Linked DNA regions of Homo sapiens: region 2 is linked to region 1. The links are chromatin loops, found by intact Hi-C in ENCODE. Cell type or tissue: heart right ventricle. All regions are shown on one strand. Links, peaks and the distances in the headings refer to the core of each region. The heading gives the core; the rest is flanking DNA. Region 1 holds the start of SCDAL (stem cell derived angiogenic lncRNA). Region 2 has its middle 410 kb from the start of LINC00924.

What was found. Peaks named below come from ENCODE experiments on the same cell type or tissue, not always from the same donor. Only the 100,000 strongest peaks of a DNase experiment are listed, where the experiment ranks them.
Region 2: a loop joins it to region 1, with 2.9 times the contacts of the local background. A loop is called at or near these places in 2 of 110 quality-filtered maps.

What each region holds. Positions count from the first base shown.
Region 1 is chr15:96,341,233-96,356,998 of GRCh38, reverse strand. SCDAL (stem cell derived angiogenic lncRNA) reads right to left here and starts at 14,102. Exons shown (of 2, transcript NR_198964.1): 1 at 14,001-14,102; 2 at 11,355-12,434. LOC101927263 (a long non-coding RNA gene) reads right to left here and starts at 5,646. Exons shown (of 5, transcript XR_007064788.1): 1 at 5,589-5,646; 2 at 5,004-5,491; 3 at 2,487-3,220. RefSeq lists enhancers at 1,848-2,747, 14,599-15,118, 15,119-15,639, 15,640-15,766. In heart right ventricle, for the core only: a CTCF peak has its summit at 11,293; DNase peaks (open chromatin) are centred at 9,528, 10,888, 11,198, 13,248 and 4 weaker places; H3K4me3 peaks cover 7,401 bases; H3K27ac peaks cover 7,785 bases; H3K27me3 peaks cover 6,341 bases.
Region 2 is chr15:95,830,274-95,846,039 of GRCh38, reverse strand. No RefSeq gene overlaps it. Among named protein-coding and RNA genes, the nearest start is that of LINC00924, 410 kb to the right of the region's middle. RefSeq lists an enhancer at 6,551-6,610. In heart right ventricle, for the core only: no CTCF peak of the experiment used is centred there; a DNase peak (open chromatin) is centred at 5,909; H3K27ac peaks cover 3,953 bases.

The DNA.
Region 1 (15,766 bases), core at 7,076-15,075:
CCTGCGGCAGCCTAATTGTACGTCACCCGGACTTTTTCCGTAATCGAAACCCTCAGAGAAGCCGCAACGCACAGGTCTTCTGACGGGTTAAAAACCATTATCTGTGACCGACAGATCCCACAGTGGCTGCATTGGGATGAAGGGAAAATAACAGAAGAAGGAGAAAAATATATAGGCACAATTTCACCAAGTCTAAAGTAGTCACTCAAGCTGGGGAGCTGCTTTCCTAGAAAGGAGAAGATAAATGAGACGTGGTCTTTAGGAAGCCACTAGTTCGGGCCCCGTGTATTTCCGGCCATTCAGCTGCGGCCAGTGCAGATGTCTCCCATGAGGTGGTGCCTATAAAGTCATCCCTTCCCAATTATGATTTCCACCAAAATTCATTTATTCTGGTCAGTCCAGCATTAGAGGGGTTCTGCAGTGCCAGTCTCCAGCCTACTGGGACACTGTACCCACAGCTTTTGGCTTTGCTGACTAAATAACCACAAAATATAGCCCCCAACACGTACACCTGTCCGCCGGTGAAAGTAGCAACTGGCAAGAATTGCAAATTACACAGCCTCTCTTTCCAAGGTGCAACTGGGCATTTGACACTATTTTATCCAGTTGATAACTTAACAGGTTTGCCGCAATCTTATATCCACACGACCATAAAATATACAGAAAATTTAACCCACTTATATGGTGAGCCTTTGCTTCAATGTGTCTTCAAAGTGCACCATCCCAGAGATGGGTGTTATAAGTTAAAACAAATGTTACATGCCAAACATGGTTTTAAAAATACAGCATCTCTGTCATGGTCCAGTGAGGATTTGTGTGGTTTCTTTGTTTTGAAGGGAGGTACAGAACCTTTATTTAATGTAGTTTTTATTACAAAGTTCAAATCCTTTTTTTTAAAAGGAGCTCTGTGGATCCTACAAATAATGGGAGCTGAACTGGGGACTATAGGGTGGAGATAGAGTTTATCTGGTGTTGTATAAGCCCCTGTATTTCCCTGCCTGAGCAATCCCAACATAGAGATCGCTTCTTGAAACTCCGCAGTCCCCTGAGTTAGCGGGGTGAGCCCCCAAAGGGCAGGCAGGGGATAGCGTGAGTGCCCCTTCTCCCTGTAACCAGGGCTCCTCCTTGCTGATTAGGAGCTCTCAGATCTTGCTCAGAAATTACACGGCTGCGCCAGGAAAATAGCCAGGTTGGCTTTCTGGCTGGTTTGTCTCTTCTCCATCAGGCTAGGAAAGATTCCTGTGAGACCACACAGGAGAAAGGCCCCAATTTCCTAGCAGGACTTCAGTGAGCATCCCTAGTAACTGCCAGCTAAGGAGGGGTGGCCCGGGCCCTGGGGGTCTTGAGGCCTAGGCATGGGGGTGGGGGTGAGAGTTGGTGCTAACATGGGGAGAAGGCAGCTGATGAGAGATAATGGGAGCTCAGAGGGAATTCCCAAGAGGGTCCTGGGGCCCACTGAGGGCCAGCAGTGAGGAACTAGGACAAAAACCGAGGAGAGGAAGGCATAGGAAATGATAGGTGTGAACCTGCACGCCTACAGTTTGGAAAAGGAGTTCTAAACTGGAAAAGGTTTTGTGTGTCTCTCTCTTTCTGTCTCTCTCTCTCTTCCCCCCCTCCACCCCCTTCTTCTCTCCCTTCATTTCTCTCTTCTCCACCCCTTCCTCTTCTCACATTCAGGTTTTCTGGGGTTTTTTTCGCCCAATAATGCCTGGAGATGAAAAATGATTTTTGTTGCTATTACACTTCCTACCGCAAGATGCAGTGCAAGGCGGCTGAGTTTGTATTACAACTATGTCACAATGTTTCACTGATGCAAAACATGTAGCCAGAGGGTGTTGCTAATGACTCCTGGATTAGAGTGAGATTGAGACTGGGAGAAAAAGAAAAAGAGAGAACAAGAGACAGAGGAAGGGAGGAGAGAGAAGAATGTCATTAGAGAACGAGGAAAATCACTGTATAATCACCTCTAATAATCTAATCAGGATATTTTCAGATTTCAAGGTTCTCTCCATGCTTAAGAGTGTGAGCTAGAGAGAGACCATTATCCTTTTAAACACCACAAAGGTTTTTTTGCATGTTAATAACTATTAATTATGTTTACAGCCAGTTAAGTGAAGAACTCTCCTTTGGAAAGAAACTTTGGAAAACGCTTAATAGCAGATTAAAGCCTTTTCCTGGAGCCGAGGTCGCTTGGAGGGAGGTGGGGGCCGGGTAATCACCCAAGGGTGTGCGGAGCCCGAGGCGGCTAGCAGAGGCTCAACGCCCCCGCCAGTGGTCGTGCACACAAATGTGCAAACGCCTGTGACGGGCTGCGGGGACCCAGGGTGCCCCGTCGGACCCGTGGCGGAACTCCTAGGCGCAGCCAGCCGCACGGGCTCGGCTTCCGCTCGGTCTTGGCAAAAATGTCCCTCCGGGCTCCGAACTCCCCGGCGCCCTCCCCCGAGACCAGCTCTATTTAGGGAAGCCGGAGGTTTCGCGGTTCCTACCGTGGCCCAGGCCGGTCCCACCGCCCAGCAGTCCGCTTCTGCCCCCCGGGGCACAGCAAGGAGGGCGTTCCCTCGGGGCTGCGGCCCTTTGAACCCGGGGAGCCCTCGGCTCTCGCCAGGACTCGCGGAGCTCGCTCGGGGCCCGGCTGCGGAGCCGAGTGTGGGTGGCGGGTGGGGTTGAAGGCGAGTGGGGGAGGCAGGAGGGGATGGAGGGGCGGGGGCGGGAGCCGGGCGTTAAGCCTGGAAGCTTGGCTGTTTACCCAAACGATTTTCCTTTCAGACCCGAGACGCCAATGAGACAAGATCAAACTCCCCTTCTCGTAGTGCGTGTGTGGGGTGTGTGTGTGTGTGTGTGGGTGGGTGGGTGTGTGTCCTCTTCCAGGAGGGGTTTTGTGAATGGGGGCTCCAGGACATCGGCTGGGAGGGACCAGAGGCCAGCCCGGGCACAGCGCCTCCTCCCGGGGACTGGGAGAAGCCGGTCGGAGGGCGCGAGGTCTGAGCGCACCGGAGGGCGCGGCGCCCCAGACACAGTGGTCCGCTGGGAGAGAAGCGAACAACAGGAACACAGGCCACGGAGGGCCAGGGGCCGCGTCCCCAAAGGCCCAGCCAGGAGACACATGGTCGTGTGCAGGAGGGGGAGGGGGAGAATAATAGGAATCACATCCTTCTTCTAGTCCCTTAATTTCCGATCCCTCCAAAGCCACTGGTTTCTTCCCGACTCCCTCGCTCGAGATCTATTAGCTGCAAATTAGGCCAAGGTTTTGGCGATTACGGTGCAATTCAGACCGAGCGACACGCGCCGCCTGGCCTGCGCCTGGGTCTCTCTCTTCGCACTGCAAAATGGTTAGAAACGAAGAGAGGATGGGTAGCCTATATGATAAGGATGGGTAGCCTATATTGATAACACATTGGTCATTTTAAAAAGGGCCCCGGTCGAAGAATATCCATCAGCCTGGGGGATCTGGGGAAGAGGGAAGAGGAGACGAGCAGGCTGAAGTCTGAGCTACGGCACAGCAGGTCACAATAGTCCTGGGCACTACTCCTGCAGCCGCTCTGGGGACGAACCGGGACTAAAATCTCGTTTAAACAACAACAACAGTATTAATATCATTGATAGTAAAAAGAATCAGAAGGCAGCATATTTATTTATTAAGATCATAAATGATTAAAATCTGGTTACATGAACATTGTATGTATAGTTAATGGCACTACCTCCCACAACTCACTGCTCACCGAAGGCCGATTAAAGGCTTAACTAAAGAATTCTTTCTGGAAGAAAAAGGTGTCATTGTGGTGCTCTGACTCAGCCTCTATTGCTTCTTCTGCGTCAGCCTGCCCCTAGGTGCCCCCCACTCTTCCCACACATGCATCCCTTACTGAATGATTCTCTCTTTTTTAACTGACCAACCACCATCTCCCTGTCCAGAATATTCTTATTTAACCAGAATTCCCCTCCTCTAGTGCTGACATGGATGGGGCATATTAGGGACCTGCTAACCCTTCTTCAGGCCTCTGTGTCTCCTGCTCAGGTGTCCCAGGCCTGGAAAACACCCCGAGGGGGGGACTCTAGGGGCCTCTGGCTTTCTCCCGCATGTCAAGGGTGGAGGGCTGCAGCTCCAGGGCTCAGAGGGAGCGAGGCAGCTGATGGGCCTCTGGGTATGAGTGGCGGTGCTTAAGGACCTAGCTAGGCATGTTGTTGGCCTGGAATAAATGTGTGTGAGAGGGGAGATGCTCACGGAGGAAACCGGATGTGCCTAAAAATGATTGACACCGCCAATCTAACACTTATTAAGCGCTTACTATGTGCCAGTCACTGTGTCCACATCTCTGGGGACTCCAAGCCTGAGGACAAACCACTGTGGCCAAGGGTAGGCCTCTGAACCGGGTGGCTGGGCCAGGGCAGGCAGACAGCCAGATAGGTGTCCTTGTGTGGCTGAGGTCAAGGTTTCCGCTTCCCCTTCCGTCCCAGGGTGGAATCCAGGAGCCAGACCAAGGCCTCCTCCCCACCTGCCCGCGGTCGTCCCCTGACAACCAGTCCGTCCAGTGTTGCCACGAGCTGTGCGGACTTCCAGGCCAGAGGAGAGGTCAACAGGTTCTAGCCACGTTCGCTCTTCTTCGCGCTGAAGTCCTTAAACGAACGTAGACTGGGCCGAGAGGGCCGCGGAGGCCAGGCTCGGGCAGATGGGGAGCGCTTAGTGCGCCAAGGCCAAGCCCACAGCCAGGCCAGGAGCCCTGCGTCCTGTGCCTCCTCCCGCTCGGGTCGCGGCAACTCTGCACCAGGCGAGGTGCGCCTCCCTCGCGGTGCCAGAGGGCGCTTGACTGACTCCCGGGCTTCAGCAGCCGAGAAGGCGGCCCCCGGCTTTCGCGGCCTGGTGCGCACCCAGGGCAGGGGCCAGGCGCGGCACTCAGGCCGCCCTCCACGCCCCACCCCCCCGGGGTGTTCTAGCCTCCAGCTCCAGGCCGCCAGAACGGGAGAGTTTTGCTCCATTCTCTGACTCTTCCTCCCATCCCCCTAACGCTGGAGGCTGAGACTCGCTGGTGACCCAGTGCCGTGCCCCGTGAGAGTGGAAAAAAGCAGGCGCTGCTCTCTGTCTGGAGACAAAAGGCCTCTGCGTTCAGGCTCCCTCGGGCCTGGCCACTAGGTCTTTGGCACGGGCTTCCACCTATGCAGAGGAAGCAGGAGCAGGTGAAAGCGGCGATGCAGCGAGGGCTCAGCCAGCGAGTCTTAATTGATCCCAGAAACTGAACACCTCCGAATCCACGGGCATAGCGACCGGGCATCTGCTGCAGAAATACGCAGTCTACCCCCAGCACCCCTCTGCAGCCCTCATCCAGCCATCTTCCTATAAAGGGGCCCCTGGTTGCCAGTTTTTTCCTTCTAGTCTGATTGCAAATCACCTGGCAGCTAGAAACCCTCGCCCCCTGATATCGACCTGCAGAGGTTACTCCTTTCCCTAAAAACGACTCTGGCTTGCTTTCTTCTACTAGCCCCACGGGAGAATTCACTGGTTTTTACATTAAAAAACAGAAACAAAAAAACTTTAAACTCTCTCTGGGTGTCAGATGTGGTTGGAACTCTCCGAGTCTCCTGGTTCACCACACTCTCTGCTGCTCCTGAAAAGCGAGTCCTCTGAAGTAGTCTTTTCCTGCAGTCTATCATTTCGGTATTACAAATAACTACCGTGGAGCGAGAAATACCCCCGGCTTGAGAATATTGATAGATGATAGTGGCGATATTCACAATCGATCCCCTAATAGGCAGACGTCATAAATCATGTTCAACGCCCTGACAGCAGAGTACTTCACTTAATAATATAATTAAGATTAAAACTCGAGAGGTATTGGAGGCAGCGGGTATTGATAGCTTCAAAAATTACATTCTGGATATGACGATGGCACGGAAAAGGACCTTGGGAAACTATAACCCCACTCCCCAAAAGTGGAGTCTTCTGGCTGCCCCTGTCTTGTGCTGAGCCCCTCCCACCCTCCTGTCCCTGCACACACTTTTTTCCCCACCAGTAACCCAAATCTCCCATAGGTCTGAGCAGAGAGTAGGCCCACTCTTTCTCAGAAATGCTATCCAGTAGGATAAGAATTAATAGGGTTCGAATGAGTTTCTTGGATTTAGGAACTGTTTAAAAATTCATTCCTTCAGCCTTGAATATTCAGTTTAAAAAAAAATGTTCAGGAGAGCAAGGAAATGATGCCGTTTTGTTCTTTCAATACAAATAGGTTCCTGAACAAAGTTTTCAAAATTACATATAAATAACTGAATATATGGAGATATGCCAGTCCACTTCATCCCCGAAACTTAACTGCCTGTACACCTTCCCAGAACCTCGGGCCTCAGGACAAAACCCCAAACTTCACATTAAGAGTAAAAGCAGAGTGGTCAGATCCCCTGCAGCAGTGATAGTCTGCTCTTTGCTTCATGAGTAGAACTGATGATAAGTCCGGCTGAAATTATTTCAGAGTGGAATATTAATCAAATCAATCAGAGCTGACAAATGAGAAATACTTGAAAGTCAGTGGTAATTTACAACTTTGTTATTGGTTAAAAATCTTTTGCCTTGTAACAGTAATTAATAATGCTTAGAAAAGAACGATTTGGAAATCCCCTTCTCATTCTTTTTATTTTTCTCTGGCTCTTAAAGAAGGAAAGAGAGAAAGGAAGCAAATGAGTGATCAGTAGAAACAGGAAAAACACTGAGTCGTTTGTGGGGAGAACAAAACTGGAAAATATAAAAGAAAGGGAAAAAAGATTAACCCCATGGGAGGCCATCAGGAAATAAAGAAAATACAGGAGGAGGGGTAGTAAATCAGAAAATGAATTCTGTAACCATACCCCATGAGCAGGCTGGCTAAAGGTTGAATTTCAAATGGCCCAGAAACCCCATCAAAATGAACAGTGCTGCTAAAATATCTTGAAAGTAGCTCAGCTCTGAATCCAGGCAGAGCTCAGGGCATTGTCTGTTTTGTTGTTGTTAACAATGTATTTCTTTATGGCCCAGGAGCAGCCGTGTGCAGGCTTTCCCAAATTCAATCCCTGGAGACCAGACTGGCTTTCATGTTTCTGGTGTTAACTCTTCTTTTGGTCATAGCCAATCCCCCCACCCACCCGTCTTACATTGATTATTAGATTGTCTCAGCCCCACCTAAAAAACACACCCAAATAATGACTTGTTGAAGAACTATAAATCTTTTCGGCCTCTGAGTTTGGAAAACCATTTCAGTGAAAAGGCTTTGCTGTGAAATGCTAAAGAAATTCCTAACCTTCTGCTCACTGAGGAAGAGCTGCTACTTTTATTTGCTGAGCTTTAATTTGTTGGATGGGGAAATTTTTCAGGTTGGTAAAAAAGGATGGAGGGGAAAAAACAACTTTTGCAAACTTTATCTGGTCTGTATTATAAGCCCCAGTTTTGTCTCACTGAACCCAAGCTGGGTCTACAAAAAGTAGCTAGAGATTGAGATTTATTGGTCTCTAAATGAAAAGATTCATTTGATATAAGAGGTTAACTCAAAGTTCCTACACCGTGACTAGCTTCAGCAAATGCCTTTGTTGGGTCAGCACAAAAGCAGTTCAAAGAAATCTTAAAAACACACCGAGATATAGACACACAAACACATTGTCCCACTTAAGCCACAAATGCAATTCTCTTTTCTTTGTCATTTTTTTTCTGTCATTACAAACCTCCAGCTTCTTCCTAAATGGCTGGGATGGTCTCCCCCAACCCATCAAACTTTGCCATTTTGTATCTTTTGCTTTTGCTAGAACTCAATGAAAGAATGAGGGGGTATGAGAAAGTAAAAGGGGGGAAGTGAACTAATTTGGATAAAGCAGAACACTTTGTAAATGAGGTGCATTGAGGCTAGAGAGATACAGATGGAGGAGAGGGGCTCTAGGATTAAAAATAGGCATACTGGTTGGAAACTGATGAAATGGGTTTTCAGCGATCAGTCTATGGATTCAATAGGAACCTGGCAGAATGTAAGGTTGTGATGAGGAGACCACGAGTGAGAGTGAATTCGTCAGAAAGAGTGAGAAGGGAGAAAATAGCAGCAAGGACCTGAGATCCCTTGCAAGGAGCAGACTATGGAGATGCTAATGAGGGAAAATTAACCTTCGGGTTGGGTCTGTGACATGGGCCTTCCACTGAATGTCTGATCCAGGGGCTGCCAGCAGCTTCCCTCTGCACCAGCGAAATGAGATAATCGCTCTGAAACCTCCCAACCTTGGTGCAAGCAAGCTCTGAGACTGTTGTGGGGAGCAGAATGTAACTAACAGCTCCTTCCAAAGAGACAAACAAATAGCAACTAGGACCACAACCAGGCGCCAGAGCAAACCTGCAGTTGTGGGTACATTTGTTCAACTCCAGAGCCCCTCTAGGCTGGCACATTGAAGGAAGGGAGGAGCAGGTATGGAAAACGAAAAAATATCTTCATCTCTGTTTGTTCCAGTCTGTCGCCAAAGGCCCTGGATAACCGGGCCTCAGTGAGGCAACACAAGGGATAAATGGATTTTATCTCCAGGAGCGTGGCCACTGGGCCAGGGGATTATTGCTTAGCCAGAGAAAATGTAGTGGGGAGGGGAATAAAGAAAAGAGAGAAGTTGAGGAGGACAGACACAAAAACAAACAAACAAAAAAAATTCAAAGGGAAATTCTGAAAGTGGTTTCCTGTCACATACACTGAGACATTAAAACACACACACACACACACACACACACACACGGATTTTATTAAACAAACAAGCCAACAACCAAACGCACATCAAAACTACATTTGCTCCTGCTGTCATAGGAAAAGAGGGTTTGGAATGATTGTAGGGTTCTGGTAGGAACCCTTCTGGCCTTTACTACTATCAGTACCTCCCCATCCCCTCACCCCCCGCCCCAGCATTTTCATAAACGCTCTGAAGTCCCCGCTGGAGAAGGGGCCGCACTAGAGGCTGCAAGCAAGGGGAGGACTCCCTGTTGGAGGCGAAGGGGTCATGTTTCCAAGTAGAGACATCAGCAAACCACAATCTTAGTGACAGTGACAGCGCAAAATTATGTTTAATGTTGCAAGGGGGAAAGGGGAAATATAAAATTAGCGCAAAGAAAATGTTTCCCAGACCTTCCTCACAATTAGGGCATACGGATGGGCACAACGGCGGGGTCGACAGTGGGGATGGTGGGGCCTAGCCGGGCGACCGTGTTGGGTGGAGGCAAAGGCCGGAGTCCTCACTCCCCAGGAGGAAAAGGAAAGCTTCTGGAGAGAGATTAATGACACTCCGCCCAATCACTTCACTGGGTTCGGAACCTTTTTTGCAGAAGAGGGGATGTTCTAGATTTCCCATCCTGGCGGAGATGACAGTTCAACGACCGGCCTACTCAGTCCCAAAGCCACAGGGCGTTTTAATTAGTGATGAGGCTGGTGGAGGGGCTGGCGGAGCCTGGAAGGCGGAGAAGGAAATGCGGAGGGGGAGACGCACAGCCCCAGACCCCTCCCCCTCCTCGCCGGAGCCTCGGGAGCTGTAGGCAGAGGATGCTGAAGCGAAGTAAGAATTACTTAATAAATTAGCTGCCCCTCTTTAGAACTTGCTGTCAGCCCCGCCTCGGCAGCCGCACGTAGGCGAGCGAGACCCCACTGCCTTCTCACTACGCCCCTGGATCTCCATAGGCGCACCCCCACCCCCAACCAGGGTCTTGGACAGGCAGACAGCCGACAGCCCAAGGGATTGGCCCAGAGAGGGCCAGGGAGGTGGGAACGGTGGCATTTTCAAGGAGGAAGCAGTTTCTGTTCAGTGCGGGAGATTATTTCCTCAGCTGCTTATTTAAAGAGACAGAGATGAGAGAGAGAGAAAGAGAGGTTGATTCCCTTCTTGTTGTGGTTATAAAAAATTTAATTTTGCCTTTGTCTAGAAAGCACTGTATTATTGTGATTATTAAACAACATCGTTTCCCTTCTCACTGCCAGGCAAGGGAAGGGGGAAGAAAGAGAGAGGATTAAGGAACATTTATTTAAAAAATAATACATATTACAAATAAGTGTATTTTTAAAAACTAAACCAGGCAGATAAAGGCAGATGAGAAACTGCAATGAGAGAAAGGGGCGGGGGGAGAAAATCGTTTGATTATTTAAAGGCTAATCTAGGCAGAAGAATCAGAAAAAAGAAACTTGGGAAAATAAGGCAGCTGCCATTTCCTACGTGTTAGCTACATGACTTGAAAAAAAATAGGAAAAGAAGCTATTCTTAGGTATAGCCAGGGTTGTAGTTTTATACTTTGATTTTAGCAACAAGTATGAAAAGATCTAAACTAATTGATTGCTGAGTTCCTTGGCCCTTTTCCAAAGAGCAATATAGATTTAATTGTATGTTGCTTAAAACTCCATTTCTCGAACAGTGTGAAGCATGTAATAAAAGTCATAAACCGTATCGGAGATTTTTTTTCCCCCACAAGCATAAATACCCAACTGACACTTGGAAATCTTAGCTAATACTCCTTATGGGTTAAAACAAAACAACAAAAAACAACAACAAAAAAGGCATCTGTGAGGGGGAGCCACATAATAAAATCCAAACTGTTAATCCATTTTAACTCATTCAAAAGAACCTGCAGTTGCGGATGGGTGTTTTGCAGAGGCGGGGCTGGGGTGAAGATACCCCACATCAGACACCTGATCTGCTCAAATTCGGTCCATCTAAACCACTCTCCCCTAAAGGAAAGAAGTCTGGCCTACAAAAAGACACCAGAAATATCTCCACCAGAGAAAATGGATCTGAAAGTTGCAGCCGAACTGCCTGGCCAGAACTCTCTGGCCAAGAGACAGGGAAGCCACTCCGCGGCTTTCGCTCTCCGCTGCCCCTAGCCTGGCATCCCCCAAGGAAAGAGACCGGCCTGGAGAGGCCGTGGGAGCGCTCCAAAGCGGCGCGGCAAAATCCACCCCTCTCCCCCTCCTAGGCAGCTCCCCCTTTCCCATTGTCCTCCGTTATCCCTGACCCCCAGTTGCTGTTGGGGTCCAAAACCACCCGCGGCTCCCCCTCGGCCAGCTGTATGCTGCAGAAGCGAAGAGTCCCGGCCACGCCTGCGATTTGGTCGGAGATCTGCCGCTGCAGCCAAGTTCGCGGCCGCCATCAAGCTGGCGGCTGCGCGCGTCTCGGGCCGTGCCCTGGCGTGGCCACGCGGGCCGGCTGCAGGCGGAGATCTGTAAAAATCCACGTGAGCCGCCCCCTCCTCCTGCTGCCCGCGGCCCCTGACACTGCAGCATTGAAGCCTGCCCGGAGGTCCCCGAGGTCTCCGAGTGTGACAGTACTCAGCATAGCGGGTAGATGGCACAATTTTCTAACATTTAGAGAGAGGAACCCACGCTGGGAGCAATAAGTCCATTTAAAAGCCCTTTATTTAAAAGGAACAAAGATAACTGACAAGCGAAGTACAGAGACATCTCAATGAAATTTCCAAAGAAGAAAGAGAAATCAGAGGCTAAAGCAAATGCGAACTGGGCTTGATGGAACAGGCCAGCACTTTCCTCCCCCTCAAAAGGAGAGCAGATAAAAGACAAAAAGAAAGAGGTGGTGGTCATTGGGTCTGTGCGGTAAGGATCACAGACCAAACCAAATTCTAAAAGTCCACAGCCACTAAACTTTAAAATGGCCGGGTGGCCTCGGTGGGGGAAGGTGAAGGAGAAGCTAGATCAGTTTGGGGGAAAGAGATATGGAAGTTTTGCCCCTGCCTTGGAGGCTCTTCCCCAACCTTTGATAACAGGTATCTCTGCTTTGGCTTGGGGTCTAGGGAGCCCCAGGAGGATGGGCAGGCAAGGCATTCGTTCTGGGCACATCTGAGCCCTTCCAAGGGGCTGGGCACCACAGGCTTCTGTCCTACAGCCACGTTTCCTACAATGGGGCCCAGGGCTGGGCCGAGTCAGCCACGATCCCAGACACTAAGATTTGGTCAAAAGCAGGGCACTTAAGCTCACACTCAGAGACTTGGGTACAATTGTGCCCCTTCCAAACTAAGAAGGGCACGATGGCACCCACTGATGTCTCCTGGCAACGCCAAGACAGCCCACACTTCATCTTGTGCTCTGGCACCGCCACCACCCTCTCCCTCCCCACCAAACCTACACGCCAGATCGATCCCCCTTGCCAGGAGAGCCTCAAGCTGAGAGGAGGAAACAGAGGAGGGGGCGAGAGGCCAAGGGATCCGTGAGGCCACCTCTCTGGTCATCCGGGCCGGCCTCTGGCCCCCAGCGACCCTGGCCAAGCAGGACCAGCGGTGGGAAGGGGCACGGCAGCTATCGTCCGCAGGGGGTCAAATGATTGCATTTGGGTGGGTGCTCGCCGACATATTTGCTGAGTAAACCTCCCTCGCTGGGCTGAAGGCGAATCCCCGTTGATAAATCCATCATTACCGTTCGGATTCAGGGAGGCAGCCGCGCCACTAAATTCATCTTACATTCGTAGCGCTTTAATAGACATTTATGAAATGCTTTTAGAGAGAGGCATGGGGTGCGTGATTACATCCTAGTTATAGACAGAACATAAAGACCCACGTTAACACCCATTTGCAGGAAGGAAGGAAAAGGTGGGGAGGGGGTGGTAAGGCAGAGAGATGAAGTGAGGAGAGGCAAGGAGAGATGGGGCGGGCAGGGGCACGGTGTCTAGGCGTTATTAACGAGGGCTGCCTGGCGGGAGCCTCGGAAAGTGACAGGCTGCGGAGAGAAGTACTCGCTCCCCTCGCAGTTCCTGGGGCTTCCCTTCCCTTGCCCCCCACCCACAATCCCCCCGTGGTGGGCTCGTATTCTCTCTGCCAGGGAACAAGGGACGCCGCACTGCCTCCGCCGACCCTTCTGTCCCTCCAACCCCCACTGCTTCTTCACTTTATTCCAGGCCTCTCCAACTTCGACCCTTTGGAGTGGCCAAACCAGAAAGAGAAGGGAGGGAGTCCCCGCATGCCGAGGACCCCAAGAACTCCTTTAAAGCATCCTCTTCACCCCACCTCACCCCCAACCCAGAGAGCAACAGAGCTGGGCCAGGTTCCTGCAGCAGAAAGCAGACGCCCAGGCCACCGGGCGGAGTACATCTGCTTGCTCAGAGGGTTCCTTGGCCTGGCAGTCTTTGCGGAAGGACCCCCTGCTCTGCGCCAGGAGGAAGCCATGCCACTTTCGCGCCTTCCATCATCTCGTGCCTGGGAACTTGCCCTGGACTTGCCCCGCGCCCCCCGACCTCATCCTCAGGGAGCTGCTCCTGTAGGGATGCCTGGGCCTCCAAAGGGCCTAACGCCTTCCTGAGGGCCCCATTAGCTTCGCCTAGAAGCCCAGTCCCCGAGCTTTGCCGGCTCTGCGCGCGCTCTCACCGCGCCCTCGCTCCCCCGGGACGCAGCCACCGACCCGGGCCGGGACAGCAGCCGGCAGGACTCCGGGCCCTCCCTGGCTCTTGGTAAAGAACACTTCCGCTATCTCAAAGTTGCCATAAGAAAATAAATACAAGTGACATTGTACTGGGCCAAAGCTCATTAGTTCGTTGTCCAGGCCTAATAAAGGAACAGAAGCGCAAATTATAGAGTTCAGCTTCAACACACGCTCTGTCACCCGAGATCAGCGCACCGCGAGCCTGATTCCAATTGCTCCGAACTTGCAGCGCAGTTCGCCCCCCACCCCCTCCTCTCAAGCAGGAGGTTGGGTGGAAAAATATAGTTCCAAAGGGGGTAATGATCAAGCTTTTCCTCTCGGAAGCCTGCGCCACCTCATTTCCCATCAGTAATCCCAATAAAATTAACGTCGTGGCTGCAATTGAAAAGAGGAGGGCCCGCAACACTCCTGAAATAACACACTCTCCCCAGCAAAAGGTAAAAAGCAAAACGGCCCTTTGTTCAGCTAATTAACGAAGGCCCAACTCCGAAAGCAGATGTGTTTGCTTAGCTAATCACAAGCATGTTTCTTTCAAGGAACGTCATTTCGAGGGGGCCGCTCCGGGGGAGATGGGATAGAGGGACACCACCCCCCAGGCCCATTCTGCCTCGGGTCTCTCACCCCGGTCTAAGATCCAGAGGCTGAATCCAGGCAGCCCGTCTTTCACACCTTTCTTCCCCTCAGCCCTACCCCAGAGGCCCCATAGGCAGAGACTTCAGCGCTAGCCCCAAGGCCAAACCTGCAAGACACGAGGGGGAGAAAAATAAAAGTTTTAATGACACAGATGCCATATTAAATGAGGCAGTTTTACAATTCACTTTGAATAGGACGCTAACTTATTACAAGTGTGTTATCAGAAGGACGATAAGATTTACAACTCCAAGAGTCAGCTTTGCGCCTTAATGACAATGGATGTTAAGAGGAGGAAATCTGTTCTCTATTAGAGGAGATGAGAATCCCTTCCCGGGTTTGGGGGCATTTACAGAGGCCTCCAGGACAGATACCAAGCCCTTTGTGTCTCTGTATGAAAGATTCTCTCTTTCCCCTTTGGCTATGAAATAGGGTCTCCTTGTTGGGTTAGCACCTTGCTCAGCTTTTTACCGTGTGCTTGGGATAGAAAAAACAGAAGGAAAACGAGATAGAATTGGGGATGGAGATAGAGGTGGGGTGGGGAGCGGTTCTTAGCCCTCTGGTTCCTCCAGTAGTACTACTTCCCGGTCTTTCTTTACCATACAAAAAATAGCTTTCCCCTAAACCAACACAGTAAGCAAACTTTAAAAAACTGAGGTCCTATTACAAACCAACGCCCAGCACTAACTGCTTTAAAATTACTGCATAATTAGATTTAGTTGAATTTCACCATTAATTAGGCAGCCGCACTGCAGGGAGCCTTTGAAATCTGAGAAAATGGGAAAAATCATCTGAAGCACGTTTTTTAAGCCCAACTTCAATAAATCTTGACGAGGCCTGGAATTCAGAGAGTATCCCAGGCGGCTGAGGGAGAGGGTTGTCCAGGCCGGGGCTGGGGATGGAGCTGGACGTGGCGGGGCGATATCCCATCCGCCCGAGAAGGGAGCCTGGGCCCGGATCCACTATCTCTGCAGAGGCCCTCAGAAGACCCTCTCTAGGAGGCCAGGTCTGTCCCACGGCCGCCCTTGCCCACTCTCAAACCTATTAGAGAAAGAGGGTCCTCCGCTGCAGTCGCTCTCCTGCCAGGGGCACAGTCCACGCGGGCTCACACATTTCTAGGGTCTGCGACCACCCGCCTGGAACCGGCCCTCAGCCCCTGCTAGACCCTCCCACCCCCCAATCAACCCTCCGCCCGGAAAGCCTCCTTTCCCACAACTTGGGCGTGCAAAAGCAGCAAGTTCTGCCCAAGTCCAGCGGGGTTCGCATTCCGCCCTCCCCACCGCGCCCCAGCTCCGCTCGGGCCCGCGCAAACCCCGGCGCAGCCCCTGCATTAATGAGCGCGAGAACTGACCGAGGTCTGTAAAGACCGTCCTCTTCCCATCCCCCTATACCATTCAAACATTTAAGATCATTTGCGGATACAGACTTTTTATTTTTCTAATTTGGTTCTTGGAAGGAGAGGGGACAGGAAATCAACTCTCCTGAATATGGGAGGGGGAGGGGAGAAGGTACAGCGTTACCAATATTTTCCTTACGAATTCTGTTGCTTTAATTAAAGAACCGAGGACCGGACTCACTTGCCAGCAAGAGTTTAAAAAAGGGTTTTCTGCCTGCAGACGGAATGGCCTTTAGCGCCCCCCGCCCTCCTTTTTTTCTTTTTGGTAACCAATGTGTTTTCTATTACCCGGCCCTGCCGAGCCTGGCAGCCCGGCGCTCGCGGTGCAGTGGGAGACGCCATGTTGGCTCAGCTCATAGGA
Region 2 (15,766 bases), core at 2,589-10,588, 510 kb after region 1:
GAGGGGGATGGTGGGAAAGAGTGGGAGTTTAGAAAAGTTAAGAGTATATTTCTAAGAGACTCAGTGGATCAGCTGACAACCGGGGTCAAGGGTCATATTTATGCTTGATTCCCTGAGCATGTTACAGTAACATCTGCTTGTTAAGAGTCTTTAGGGAGCCGGCCTGGGGACCAAGTGCTTCTGACCTCCTTCCACAAAAGGGGACAGGCTAAGAGATTAGGGGTTCCTATTAACGTCTGTGTTTGACTTAACGACTCTCCCCGCCCTCTCCTGGGTGTGATTTGTCAGCTTCACCCCATTTCATTTTATAATCTTGCTAAATATTTAAATGAGCCCCATGGTTGTCAGTGGAGCAGCATCTGAAACTGCAGAAAAGAAAATTAGATTTCTATGGGGAAAAATCTTAGTGAGAAGTATAGAATGAGAAAGATTAAGAGAGGAAGAACAAACCCAGGAACTGCTTTGTGTGGTAGAATGGAGTCATTTCACAAAAACTTGTCAACTTTTCACATCGCCAACAGAATAAAAAGTCAGTTGTAACTGTGTAACAAACTTCCTAACAAGAGAGACAATTTGATCATTCAGTCGTCAGGAGATTATAACTTGATGTGGTGTTTTGCCTCAGTCATTGATGTCCTAAACTCAACACGAGGACAGAACTCACCATCCACGGGAGGTTGAGCGGTGAACATTGATTTCACTCTTTTATTGACCTTTTTTTGTTTGAGTCACTTTTATGCTCTTTATGATCCTTTAAAAGTCTTAGGTTTTATTTTCTCCTGTCACCAAAGACAGGAGAAAATAAACAGATTTATAAATAAAGATAAGTACATTTTAAATGTGTAAAATGCCCTATTTCCAATGTCTCTGGCCAAATTAATAATTAATGAAATCATAAAGTAGTTACTGGAAAATGGGGGTGAAACAACAAAAAATGCACTAAGCTGCTAAATTCTTTTTATTTTTTTAAAAATTATTTTGTGAGTACATAGTTGGTGTGTATATGTATGGGGTACATGAGATATTTTAATGTAGGAATGCAGTAAATAATAACCACATCATGAAAAATGGGGTATCATCCCCTCAAGCACTTACCCTTTGTGTTACAAGCAATCCAATTATACTCTTTAACTTATAACATATACAATTATTATTGACTGTAGTTACCCTGTTGTGCTATCAAATACTAGGTTTTATTCATCTTTTCTATTGTTTTCTTACCCATTAACAATCCTCACTTGCCCCCAAATCCCCAAACCCCCACTACTTTTTTTTATTTCCCAGAAGAACATTTGTGTGTCTACTGGCATCTAAAACACACATTTTGCATTGGTTACAATTACTCAGGTTATGTGTTTCCATTTCCCATAAATTTTGCATGGAAGTTTCTGGAAGGACTCAGCTGGGTTTTATAAAATCCCTTGGTGCCACTGCCAGCTTTTATTTCAGAAGCATACATACTTGATGCCTTAACCACTAGCATGACTTTTTGTTTTAACCTAAGGCCTCCCATAGAGGAATAAAACCTGTGAGTGGGGGAAGAAGCTTAGAAAATAGAGGATATTATTTTTAGCTAGAAAAAAAGTAAAAATAATCGAGTGATATCACGTAACACCCGCTCTTCTGGGTTCCATGCATAACAAAGTTCATGCAGTCTAACTTTCCATGTAACTGCATGAAAACAATCTGTTTGCTATTTATATGCAATTGCCTTGGGGAAACCAGCCCCATGGAGGAGAATAGATTATTCCAAGGTGAATTGGATGTAAGCATATGGAGTCTCTTCAAAGGCAAGGTCTTGGATGTGTGTGTGTGTGTGTTCATGTGTGTGCACACGTGCACACTTGAGGTCAGGGTAGTTGGTGGTGGGGTGGGTGATGGGAGCTGTTCAAAACCACTTTCTGATTACAAATAATAAAAAAAAATTCAATCGGAAGTGCGTTCTGCCAAACTTCACAATAAACCTCCTAGCAGGACATTGAGATTTTCTTAATCAGGGTCAGACCCACAAGCATAAGGCCAACGAGTTCAGTGGGAAAAACGACTCTTCTTCCCAGTTTTTTTTTCTTTCTTTTTTTCTTTCATTTGGAAAGGACCTCCTCATATACATGCAGAGCAATTTTCCAGTACATTAACCCAGGAGGGATCCTCTCTCCGTCAGCTTAAGAGATAGGAAAGTTGAGAAACAGGGTGAAGGGAAGATGGATGGGCCTGGGATATGAGAGAGGACAGTTTTTCCACTGTCCTGCCCTGTACACCTAGGACAAAGACTTCATTGACTGCAGTGCTTGACATCAGCCTCATAAACTAGTCAGCACAAAAGGTCTGACACTTGAAAGTACCAGTCCCTGCCTTCTTTCTATTGCAGCTGTGCACGGGGGTTGGGCCCAACAGTGGTGTCCCTTTGTCAGCCCATAGGACAAGAGGTGAAGATAAATAGTGTTGACTTTAATGTAGTCACACAATTTTGCTATTTCCCAAAAGACAACATTTCCTCCCAGGCCTCACATCACGGCCCCAGGAGAAAGAACTATCTTCCCTTTAGTTGGGGAGTAAGGGTGGACTGGGCTGGGATCCTGATGAGGGTGTGGAGTGGACATGTGGCTTGAGGGAAAAGGGTAGATGAAGGACAAGTGCAGAGTCATGGGATCTGCTCCTTATCCTCTCTGGGGAGATGGTTTGGTTTTCATGCATTCCAGCTTGGTCACAGTGGTTTCTTTCGTTTTCTCGAGTTCTTTGGAAATGGCCCCAGAGGGAGAAAATGCACACAGGAAGGAAGACTGAAAACATGAAGAATTGTATGATTTAAAAGAGTTTTAAAAACCACTGTGGTATCTTTCTGTTTATCACAAAGCCAGAAAGTAAAATGCTTCCCTGAGAGCTTTTTGGTAATATGACTTTAAAACAAGCACTGGAGTAGATGCCAGAATTCAAGAATCCTTTGTGCTGAAGGGAGGAATTGATCAGGTGTGTGGTCCGCTGCATGAGATTGTTGTTATAATTATTCATTATTTGGCTGGGCATCAGCATAGGTAACAAGTTTTTGTATTATTTCCTCCAGTGTCAGGGAAGGAAAAATTTGAAATACTGAACACAGAACTCACCATTGGGGCTTGATGGGTTATGACCAAGTTAGATCGGCTGCACAGAGGCTCACCCTGCCTGAACGCCACCTTAACTCCCTTAACTACTCTGACTGCAGAACGCCACTCTGATTCTGCCTTTTCTCTCTCTAGAGAGACTATCTGGAAGATAACATGTGAGCCATCCCCAGTCATAAGCATCTGTCTGCAGTCGGAGCTCTTCATGGTCAAAGTGGACGCCAAGAGCTTAGAGCATTCAGGCTCTAAAGAGCAATCTAAAAGTATCTTAGGTGCAGAACAAGGGAAATGTGGAGGCTCAAATACTTATAGACCCCTCATGGTCAGGCTGAAGCAAAGTCAGAACTGAGACATAAACGCCAGAGGGGAGTTCTATTTAACCACCAACAGCCGAACTCAGATCAATCACACGTTAGCTGGGTTTAACAACTGGCGGAATTTTCTTTTTCATTCCCCTGTCAAGCTGACAAGGTTGGAGCTTCCTTCTACTGATGGGCACCTCATTGTGTCATTTGAGCATATCCTTTAGAAGTTACTGATCCTGGTCGGGCACGGTGGCTCATGCCTGTAAGCCTAGCACTTTGGGAGGCCAAGGTGGGTGGATCACCTGAGTTCAGGAGTTCAAGACCAGCCTGGCCAACATAGGGAAACCCTGTCTCTACTAAAAACACAAAAATTAGCCGGGCTTGTTGGCGTGCGCCTGTAATCCCAGCTTCTCAGGAGGCTGAGGCAGGAGAACTGCTTGAACCCTGGAGGCACAAGTTGTAGTGAGCTGAGATTGTGCCACTGCACTCCAGCCTGGGCAACAGAGTGAGACTCTGTCTCAAAAAAATACACCATGGAATACCATGCAGCCATAAAAAATGATGAGTTCATGTCCTTTGTAGGGACATGGATGAAATTGGAAATCATCATTCTCAGTAAACTATCGCAAAAACAAAAAACCAAACACCACATATTCTCACTCATAGGTGGGAATTGAACAATGAGATCACATGGACACAGGAAGGGGAATATCACACTGTGGGGACTGTGGTGGGGTAGGGGGAGGAGGGAGGGATAGCACTGGGAGATATACCTAATGCTAGATGACGAGTTAGTGGGTGCAGCGCACCAGCATGGCACATGTATACATATGTAACTAACCTGCACAATGTGCACATGTACCCTAAAACTTAAAGTATAATAAAAAAATAAATAAAAAAATAAAGTTACTGATCCGAGGTATTTTTAAAACTCCATTGTATACAACTCTGCTACAATCTCATTCTAGAGATCATTTCTTGAGGCTAAGATTTAAAGACGTTTCCTTTGATGAGAAAATGGTTGAGATTGGATTTTTTTTCTATGAATCTTTTCACAGAAAAATGAATAGTTGCAATTTGGGAAAACAAATTTCTTGAAAGTAGAGAAAGTACTGACCGGCTTCCCATTCATATCAGTTTAACCTTCTTTTTAGGAGAATACTATACATAACTGATGCATCTCTTCATGAACTTGGAGTATATATTTTGAACTTACCGTGGCTTGCTTTTAAATGGTTATCTGGCAATAATTTTGACCTACTGGTACATGCTTCATGATTTGAAGAAGGCGGGTTTTAACAATTGTCTATTACTTTTGGAATTCATTATGAGTAGGATATACTTATGTTTATTTATCCTTAAGTAGAACCTGATTGTTCCAAAAACCTACTAGTTATCTCCGAATGCCACCCCCGTCTCCATATCTCAGGTCTGTTTTCTGGGGAGACGGCAGCGTGGACCGAATTATGCCCATCTACCTCTGCCTAGTCAACTGCCCCCTTCCTATTCTCAAGGCCTGAGTTCCATCCTCTTCTGGGCTCTCAAACATAGAGTGTCACTTGGCAACTCAGACATGAAAGTGCTGAGCTTCTTTGTAGCAGAGGAAAAAACAGCTGAATATGATCAGACAGAAACTCCAGTTTGAAGGTGTAGGAAAGAGAAGAGGTTAGGGGTGCTTCAAAAGAATATGCATGTGATGCTGCGGCATGAGCTACTGGAAAATTTGCTATGCTTTTCTGTGTCTTTGGATGCTTCTTTTAGCCCACTCTTCCCAGAGGGCCCATGCTTCCACAGGTTTTCAGTGCCAACCAATGTCTAAAATAGAGGGGGAACTCTCTGAGTAGCTCTCCTCACAAACACAAAGTGATTGAAATTGTTTCTCCTCTTTCTCTTCCCCACCCCATTCACTCCCTGTGCTCTGACTCAACACGTAGGAAGAACTCTCCACCACAGGTTATCCTGCAGAACCTAGAGGTGAGAAGGTCCCTCAGTGTTTTCCTTTTGAGCTCTTCTGCCTGAAAAGAAACAAGGCAGTTGGGAAAATTCATGATTTGGGTTCTGGGGAGACCTCAGTTCTAGTTCATGCTCTTTTAATTGAACTTGGGTAACCATTTAGCACCCCCTCCTCAGTTTTTTTATCTGTGAAATGGGCAAACTAGACTTAAATCTGAGTGATTATTTCTTTCTGTTTTACTCCCTAAGTTCTAACAGTGACCTGAATCGTAAGTACTCATGGAAAACAAATGAGAACGTGGTTAAGAAAACAAACAGATGTTAAAGAGTATAATCTCACTGAAGGTATTAGAAAGGCCAGTGAATTTGATGTGTGTACATGACCAAGCACTTCCTCCACTCTATCTTTAGGCCTGTGTCGTGGAATTGGAATTAATATGTCTTTGGAGTTTTTGTAGTTCTACTTGAGGACACATAGTTTTGTAACAGCACCATTAAAAACTGACTTTCCAGGCAGAGATTTCAGCATGCAGATGCCCCCGTGGGATTCAGCAATTGGCCTGGCGTCCATAGTCTGAATCAGAGTTTAAAAATTCTTTAAAATAAACAGTGGTGTTCTGGCTTGTTGAAGGTCTTACTTTCTGGGGGGAAAAAAAACCACCTCTATTTTTGCTTGCATGGTATAAAGCCTTTATTTTAGGTAAAATGCGTATTTCAGTCCATCTGTATTTATGCCGATGCGGGCTGTGGACACCACTGTGACTCTGGTCTTTGTACTGGGAGCTGAATTGAGTGGCGAGGGCCTTTCTTTGTTTCTCACTGACTTTGTCTCTGAGAGCTAGACTATTGCTGCAGATAAAATGAAAAGATATTGTTTTTAGATCCAAAGATGGAAGAACTCCCTCTGTGCAGAGAAACCAAGTAGAACCAAGGGTGTAGATGCATCATCAGAAAAAGAGTGGCTGGATTGGTTTTGTTCCTCTCTTCACTGATGCTGGCACCAAGAGACTTCTGCTAAGAGCTTATGATTATCTATGCACCTTGATGCCAACTTTATGCAGACAAAGTTCAGTTGAATTAGGGAGCTAGTTGTTGTTTCTCGTTCTCTAGTTGTTTTTTCCTCACTGATCCAACCTCACATGATAATAACTTAGTAAACACGTCTACTTTGACATCCTGCAAACCTCAAACTTAACATATCTGAAACTCAGTTCCTGTCACTGATTAGAAACAAAAGCAAGGGTGGAGAGGGGCTCTGCTTTCTGTTTCATTTCCAATATGTATTATTCTCATTGTCTTTGTTGTCTAAACTCAGAAATTGAGCCTTGCTTCTGAATTTTTTCTTCTCTCTCTTGCTTCCTATGTGTTAACAATGATTCAATCCCATTGACTCTTTCTTCCATCTATGACCTGATTCTATCCTTTCTATTTTTGTTGCCCCATTTAATAAAAGTTCTCAGATTTTTGTGCCTATACTACTGCAATAACCTTCTGAGTTCCCTTTTTTATCATTTACCCAATATCATTCCTGCTGCAACTGTCTCTCTTCTTCTTATGCTTCCATGGTTTATGCCTCATCTTGCTTTTTCACCCAGACTGAGATACTTTCTATTCCCTCATTCATTTCACCTGACATTCTTCAGCAATCCCACTTTGATCCTTCTATGAGCCCAGTAAACACTTTTCCTCCAGATCCTAATTGTACCATGAAGATTTACCATATGCTTCACTATTTTCCTTTGAGAAAACAGATACAATATTCAATGTAGTCTTCTAGGAGCTCTTAGAATTATGAACAAAATTACATGAAGATGATAAATCTGGTCAGAAAGTTAGGTATAGACATAGGTAGTCATAATAATAATAATAATATTGACACTGGTTATCATTGATTGAGTAGCTCTCATGTGCCAGAAAATATCCTAAGCATTTTATTGTCATTGACCCATTTAATTCTACGATAACTCAGTGGGGGTTGGTCCTCAGTATCCCATTTCACAGATGTGAAAACAGATTCAGGCAGGTTCAGTACAAGGAGCACATATTTTAAAGGAGCTCCAGAGAATTATGAAAGCCCAGCAGAAGGATGACTGCCATCCAGTTGGGAGAAGGGTTGTAAAAGAGGTGATAAAAGTAAAGGAAAGTGATTTGGTATTTTCCACTTAGTTAATGAGAAATGCTACATTTTTTAGTCTTACATTTTTATAGTTCTGTGAGTTCAGGTTTTGCTTGTAACTGGATGGTAAGCTCCTTGAGGATGGGTATTAATTCTTTTTTCTGCTCCACAGCATCTAATCCAGTGCTTTTCATATAGTAAGTGCATGTTGATTGAAAATGAACTCTCTTTTGTAATTCTGAGCACAAAGGTGCTGCATTCCAGTTTTTGCTGTTATTGTTACAGTTCTAGGTATATACTCTGAATTAGCTGCTACTTTGATTGTTGGGAGTTAGGTTGCTTAGCAATACACGATGTATATGTCAATATAATTATAATAATATTATTTTCAGATTTTTAATTTATTAAGAAACACTTTTGGACCTGTTTTTCCCTACTTATCCTATACAAAAGTATTTGCTAAGCAGAGTTTGATTTACAATGGAAAGGATTAGAGCTGGTATAGGTGAGCTGGTGTAAGCTGTGAATGACTTTCACAGAAGTATTACTATTCTCTAGATTTTCTCATCCTGGTAGTGCATCCTTTTTCATGCGTCAAGTGACTTTCTCACAGGGTTGTTGAGAGGATTAAATGAAATAATAAAAAAAAAGTAAAGCAATTAGAACAGAGTCCAGCACATAGTAATGTTATATTGGTGTTAAATATCACCATCGCCATATTCACTATCATCATCATTGTCCTCCTCATCATCATCATCGTCATCACTCATGTCCACACATCTTTAAATGCCATTGGATATCAGTGACCAAAATGATGACCTTAGTTTCAGTACTAATATCAATACTGCCCTTGGTTGTGTGGTCTTAGGAGGATTTATAATAATAGATTTACCTAATCTTCCCAGAGCAAAGACAGATGTATTTTATTAATATACAACTAGTGTCATCACTTCTCATATATCATATACGACATTCTTCTTGGGGGAGGATGCAGGGTCCTCTTCTTGGAAAAAGTATCTATGACTCCATGGACACACATCCACTCACTTCCTATGTGGCCTTCACTCAGTATCCTTGATCAAAAGTGGATTCCATTCACATTCCATTCAATAAATACAGCTATTTTAAAGGTCACTTGAAAGTTACTAACAAGTAATAGCTCTGAAATGTGTGAAATAAAATTGAATTTATGATTGATTAGCAACTTTTTTCACAAATAATTTTATCTTCAAATTAAATGTAATTAACTGTTACAAAAGAGAAGTTATTTGTGATTTAAATGAAAAACAAATTTAGGATAAAACATACTTTGCTAGTGATCCATTTGTTCTTTCCAAGGGTAAATAACACATATTTGTATGAAGAGAACTATTATAATTTTAATAATACCTGTTGAGATATTCCTGTCCTAAAAGCTGCATGTTCAAAAATATTGATTTGGTAGTTTTCTTCCTGAATTTTCCTGAAGTAAACCTAATGTAGCGTTTTGGGTGCAGTGGCAATCACTAAGCACGTGGTTCTTTCAGTTCAACTTTCCTGTAATGCATATTCTTTTTAGTAAAATTTATTGCCTATAATACAATAAAATTTAAAAATAAAAGAGATTTAAAAGAAAGTCTTCATAAAAGTAAAATAAAAATCATTGGAAGAGAGGCAACATGAGTCTTCCTAGTTCACCCTTTACTTTTTAATTGAAAATCAGACAAAGGTGGAAGAAATACAAACTCAAAATAAGGTTAAAAATGATTAAATACATGTTATTTTTAATTCATTATCCTTACTACTCTCCTATTGCTGCTGGCTGAGGTTTGGGATCCCTGGAGTAGAGAAGTGTTCCTCTTTCTTAAAGTACTTCCTTAAACAAGAGTGCCGTTGAAACCTAAAGCAGTGTTCAGGTGATTTTGATGAGAATTACTGACTGTGTATTGTTTTTTCTTAGATATGGTGGTAATCTTTATAAGTAATAGTTATTACCAAGCTATTTTAAGAATTATTGATATAATAAATTCATTGTTTTTTTCTGATTTTAATCAATGTGTGATCAAAAGAAATCATAAATAAGGTCTGCATCAACTAGAACTAAGTCTCATAAAAGCACAAACTCAAGAGTAGGTTTGAAAATGAATTTGTGTACCTTAACACTCAAATTTGTTTCTGTTTGGGGTTTTAAAATATACAGTTTTCTGAGTATTCGAAAAATTACAAGACTCAATATAGAAATTTCAGAATTTGAAAGACCATATAAAGATTACTTTATTATAATCCTTCAAGGGGAAACTTGGTTAGAATTATTTCTATTTTAATTCTTCATAAATGGTGTATACAGGGAACATGCAAATATTTAACAATCAGTCTGCATAGGCATTGATCAATAGGAAGCATTGCTACATGTAAATAGTCAATCTGGATGAGTTATTCTTTGCTGAATATCATCTCTGCTGTGTGTAAACATATATATGTTAATAATGCATGCATTTACAAGTTTATATATTTGCTATAATGCATACATATATAATATACAGTCTTATAAATTTATACACTTTGAATGTAATAATTACAATTTTGATATTTAGACTATTCCTACTATTGTTTAGTTCTGATTAATCTGTGAAAAGAGAATAGTTACTAGGCAAATTAGAAATGCAAATTGGATTGATGGGGAGTATGAATTTTTAAACTACTCAACGAATACCTTCAAATCACCTGTTTATTAGCAATGACTATGCAAGTATAAATCATTCTTATCAAGAAGAAGTGAAGCTCAGAGAAAAACTTTTGCAGGACAATATTTTCTTATCACTGACAGGGTTACAGCATAGAATTTTAAATAACCTGCATGGCTTTTAAAGCTATTTGTTTGCATTCTTCACCAGTTAATTCTTTTCTTTCAGCGCCATGCCCAAGCAGTAAGTCCAAAGAAGTAAATATTTTACCTTATTGACATTTTATTTTACAATCTAACTTCCTTGTTAGAAAGGCAACTGAGCATACGTAGAATGAATTTAACAAACTTTTTCTTTAAGAGGTAAAATTATGTGTATATAATTTTATGTGTATATATGTGTATATATGTGTATATAATATGTGTATATAATCTCAATAGAAACATTGAGATTGTATCAGTACCAAATAACAGTGGAAGTTTTACAGATTTCCTTGAGGAGTTAAGTTCACCTTGCAGCTTGCACGTTAAGATATTCTCTTCCAAATGAGTACTCCTTAAATTATAAATCCACGAAGGAATCAAAATATTATCAAGACATCAGAAGGAAAGTAAAGAGTTCCACCTTTTTGCTTGTTCTTTTCAAGGAGTTTGTCTTGAGAATTCAGAAGGGTTCTTATAAGAAATACATGGGCTCATGCCAAGTGTTGGACTTTTTGATATTGGAGTGACCAGTGTACTCACCTTATTCTGAAGGAGGATCTCTTTGTTATAACATATCCACCTACATGATTTGGTTATTAGAAAAGAACACTTAACAGAGCAGTTCTTGAAATGCTGAAGCCTAATAAAAAATCAACTGAAGATTAGGTTTCAACACAAACTTAACACTTCATCACAGGTGGTAGCAGATCACAGAGTGCATTACGGAATAGCTTTGCCTCTCATTTGATGTGAAGGTGCTATGAGAGCACACGCTTTTACATTTATTTACACCCCAAAATGTCCTGTAACAGGAAATTCACTCCATCAGAGAAGAGCGATTTCTATACTCATTTGTGTTTGAAACATGAAAACAACATAACAGCTGCATGCTGCATTGAATAAAGAAGATACACATGCATTTAAATCACTTATATCTTACTTTTTTATGATGCATTTGTGAATTATGTTCTTTTTGCATCTGTAATTAGAGGGCAGAACAGATGGCGAAGGCTTCGTTTAAAGTGATATGTCCATTAAAATAACCTGTGCTGCCAAATGATTGTTCACTGTAACAGGGTATTCATTCACTATGGCAGGCACTTTGCTGTACTGAAATATGTTGCAAAGGCCCCTGGACTATACATGACGCTTATTATTTTTAAGGCTTTCCAATAAAAGGGTTCACTGTAGCACAGCTAGCTTTGTACCTCATTTATCTTCTGAGCATATGTTTTACTATATTGTTCTAATTAAAAAGTGACCTTGTATATAATGATCAGAACTCAGTGCTGAAAATGATTCATATAGGAGCTGGGGATATGAGAAGACAGTCCAAGCCATATTAAACTTGGCAGTGAGAGGGGAATGGGGGTGGTGGATTGTGGGGGAGAAAACCTTTTCCCAAGGTCAGAAGTGCAAAGAGTTCAGGAAAATCAGTTTATCTCTAGGACTAACAACCTCTTATTGCACATTATTCAGGGAGACTTTTGAAAAAAAAAACAAGAATAAAAACTAAAGGATAAAGGTCATCATAAAGTTTGTTGCGAAACTCATATAAAATTAAGCTATTTTGCATTCAGCCAAAGCATATTGACCTCTATGTTGTTCAAAGCTACTAAAGATGCACTTTGTTTTGCTTCGCTTTGTCAAGATATGTTAGAATTTTTTTTGGCATACCAGATTCTGTCTGCTATCATCATAAATATTATTGAACTTTCATTTTTATCACCTTGTAAGGACAAAGAGCTTTCAAACATCATTTTTTAGAATGCTGAGAACTCGGCAAAATAGTTATAATTTCTACACAATGAAGGAGAAAACGGCTTTAGAAAGATCATGAGAGTGGCTCTAGTTATCCAGTTGGTAAAGGCACTTAAAAATTATAAAAATAAACAATAGAAGACAACACAGATGACTTATTGGTGTAATTTCTGGGAAAAAGACTTTCTAAATCAAAACTGATGAAAAAAATCTAAATCACATGTTATAAATTTCACTAACAAAATTAAAATGCAAACATCTAAGTAGAAGAAAATATGTATAACTGACATGAAAGGAAAATTATTATCCTTAATATGTGAAGAACACATACAAATCAGCAAGAAAAGTTCTGAGAATCCCAGCTGGAGGGCAAGGGTAAAACCAGTTAGTTTAGAGGAGGAAATACAAAGCAATAATTAAGATAATAAATGTGTTCAACTTTATTTGTAATCAAACTATTTTAAAATAAGCAACAGAAAGTAATGTTTTCAACTAAAACTCTTAGGAGCCATTTTCAAAATGTTCAGTCACCTCTGGTGAAGACTCAGTAATATGGCAGTGTGGTTAAGAAAACTCGTTTTGGAAACTCGTGTCTAAAAAGCATTTGATTAATTTGTATCAAAAACATTAAAAATTGCATGCATTTTATCCCTCCATTCTACTTTTATAAGCAAGCACTACTAAGGAATCAAGCAGCAATGTGGATGCAGCTTTGTGAATTAGGATGTTAACAATAGTGTTATTTATTGATATTAAGAAAACTTGGAAACCACCTAAATACCAACACTTGAGTGATGGTTTGGCAAATTTTAATATTTGCATATAATGCCCAAATATTTCAACATTAAAAATAATGTTCTTAAAATTTGGGTTCTGTTTGCCTGCAAGGAAGAAATTCTATATAAAGTTGACTTGCATATAATTTTGCATTCCAAAATTCATTATGAAAATTTATTTCTGGCAAACTGAATTCTGTCGCTCAAGCATTCTCTTAAATTTTGGTTCCTCAATGGGAGATTCTCATACTTTGGCAGGTTTTCTGCACCAGCCTTTTTGTGAGTAGTTAATGATCTGTAAACAACCGTTTAAAGGCACCAGGGGAGTTCAGCACTTAGAAGAATTCTGTAGGGAACTCTTTTGTGAAAAGAAAAATCTTTGGGTAATACAAATATTCGTCCCTAAACAATTTTTATTTGTTTTAAATTTTACTTTAAAATCCTTTAGGTGGAGCTACCAATCATCATAAGAGTATTTTTATTTCTGAAAAAAAAAAAATCACTCCCATTTTACCAAAATAAATGTTTCCCCATCTTCTTTAGGAAATTTTAATTTGGCACTGTAATGAGAGGGTGCACTGCGGAAGTGGAGAAATTTCTCAATGACAATGGCTTGGTCTTCAGATTATTTGCGTTGCTATTTATGGAATTCTATAAATATTCTTACAATCTTTTATTTATTTAACTTAATTAAATTTATTTATTTATTTATTTTGAGACAGAGTCTTATTCTGTTGCCCAGGCTGGAGTGCACAGGCACGATCTCAGCTCACCACAACTTCCGCCTCCCAGGTTCAAGCAATTGGTATGCCTCAGCCTCCCCAGTAGCTGGGACTACAAGTGTGTGCCACCACATCTGGCTAATTATTGAATTTTTAGTAGAGACGGGGTTTCGCCGTGTCGGCCAGGCTGGTTTCCAACTCCTGGCCTCAAGTGTTCCTCCTGCCTTGGCCTCCAAAAGTGCTGGGCTTAGAGGCATGAGCCACCACGTCCGGCCATATTCTTCCAGTATTTTAATGAGCATTGGTGATGTTGTGTGGAGCTTAGAAGTGAAGCAGCAAGCACAGTTAAATCGAGTAGGCTTTCCTGGGTCCTGCATGCTTGGAAAGAACTTAGAAATACCCATGAGGTCTATGCTGCTATGGAGGCACTGCAGAAAATCACAGTTCCCCCTCATGCGAGGTGCTATAAGAGTAGGGAACTGGATTTCCATGCGTAGACTTCCTGCTTAACTCTCAGGCAATCTCCCAGAGTCCCAAAATGTCCCAGTGTGGACTAAGATGATAAATAACACCAATTGTATAAGAAAATCACAAAGATTAACAAGACAGTAATATTGAAATGATTTTCAATCTTGTACAGGGAAATTGAGCACTTATGTGTTTTCACTGCTTTCTTGTCAGTTTCATCCCAGATTGTAAAATTCTATGGAACAGGTGCGAGGATGCCGGGCGCAGTGGCTCACGCCTGTAATCCTAGTACTTTGTGCTTTGGAGGCTGAGGCAGGCAGATCGCTGGAGCTCAGGATTTCGAGACCAGCCTGGGCAACATGGTGAAACCCTGTCTCTACTAAAAATACAAAAATTAGCCAGAGTGATAGCACACACTGGTAATCCAAGCTACTTGGGAGGCTGAGGTGGGAAGATCGCTTGAGCTTAGGAGGTGGGAGGTTGCAGTGAGCCAAGATGGTGGCCACTGCACTCCAGCCTGGGCAACAGAGTGAGACCCTGGCTCCAAAAACAAAAACAAAAACAAAAACACAGGTGCCAGACCACATTCACCTTTTCTTTTCCAGGACTTCTACTCTAGATACTGCCTGAGAGTCCACACTTCTGTATTTTATAAGTAGGTATTTTCTTCTCTTTCACTGGGCTGTGCATAAAGTACCTGCGTATAGTTTCTGAGTAAAGTGTTATTATATTTTAAGCTCTTTGGAGGATGGCCATATATTCCGAGGATCAATAGTTCTGCCAGTGTTTATGCTATTTTTATTTATCAGCATCTTCTCCATCATCATTAACTACTTCACACAAGGCCTGGACTAAATTTAAAGATGCTGTACCTATCCAGTAGGATCTAAGAATCTAGTCCCTTCATGAAACAATATGACTAATCAGTAACAGAGATTAAGTATTCAGCATTCCAGATTCTTTTTCACAGATGTAAAAATATTCCAGAAATATTTTTTATTGATTTAAAATGGAATGAGGCATAAAAACAGTACAGAACTAATACAGAATAAAAAATAGCTGAATATACATTGAAATGTGGTTGCCAAATATGCCTAGAGAAAATGGGTCTTTTGTGTTTTTCTATTACGAAAACTCAATTTTAAAATATCAATATTTTACGCTTTCATTTTTGATCTCTGACCAAGCTATTTGTCAATGTTGGAATGGTGTTCTGCAACCACTCCTTCTATGCCTTTACATTGTGAAATGGGTCTTGGCTGGTCATTCTTTTTCATCGAGTGCATCTATCTTTCTAGGTTAAGACTTTCTGTCTTTACCTCCCAAAAGGTTACATCTATAATAATTGTGTTATTCTACCTGCCATTGACCGTTTCTCAATTGTTCTAACTCAAGTATTTGTGGTTTTTCAGAAGGAATATGCTTCCCATTTCTTCCCATACATAGACGTTTGCTTAATGAATGCCTGCGGTTTGCTTCCTCTGCCCCAGAAAATTAAGAGGCCATAGATCAGGAGAGAAAATGCTAATTCAAAGGCTGAGCTTGGCATGGTTTGAAACTTTTGTCAGCCTGGTGAGACGGTTTGGAAATCTATGGTTTTTTCAGGAGATTTCTTCTGCCTGTGCAGGTTTTAATTCATTAAGGTCAATTCAAGAAGCTTTGCAGCTTTGCATGTCTGGCCACCCAGGTAAGCCAACC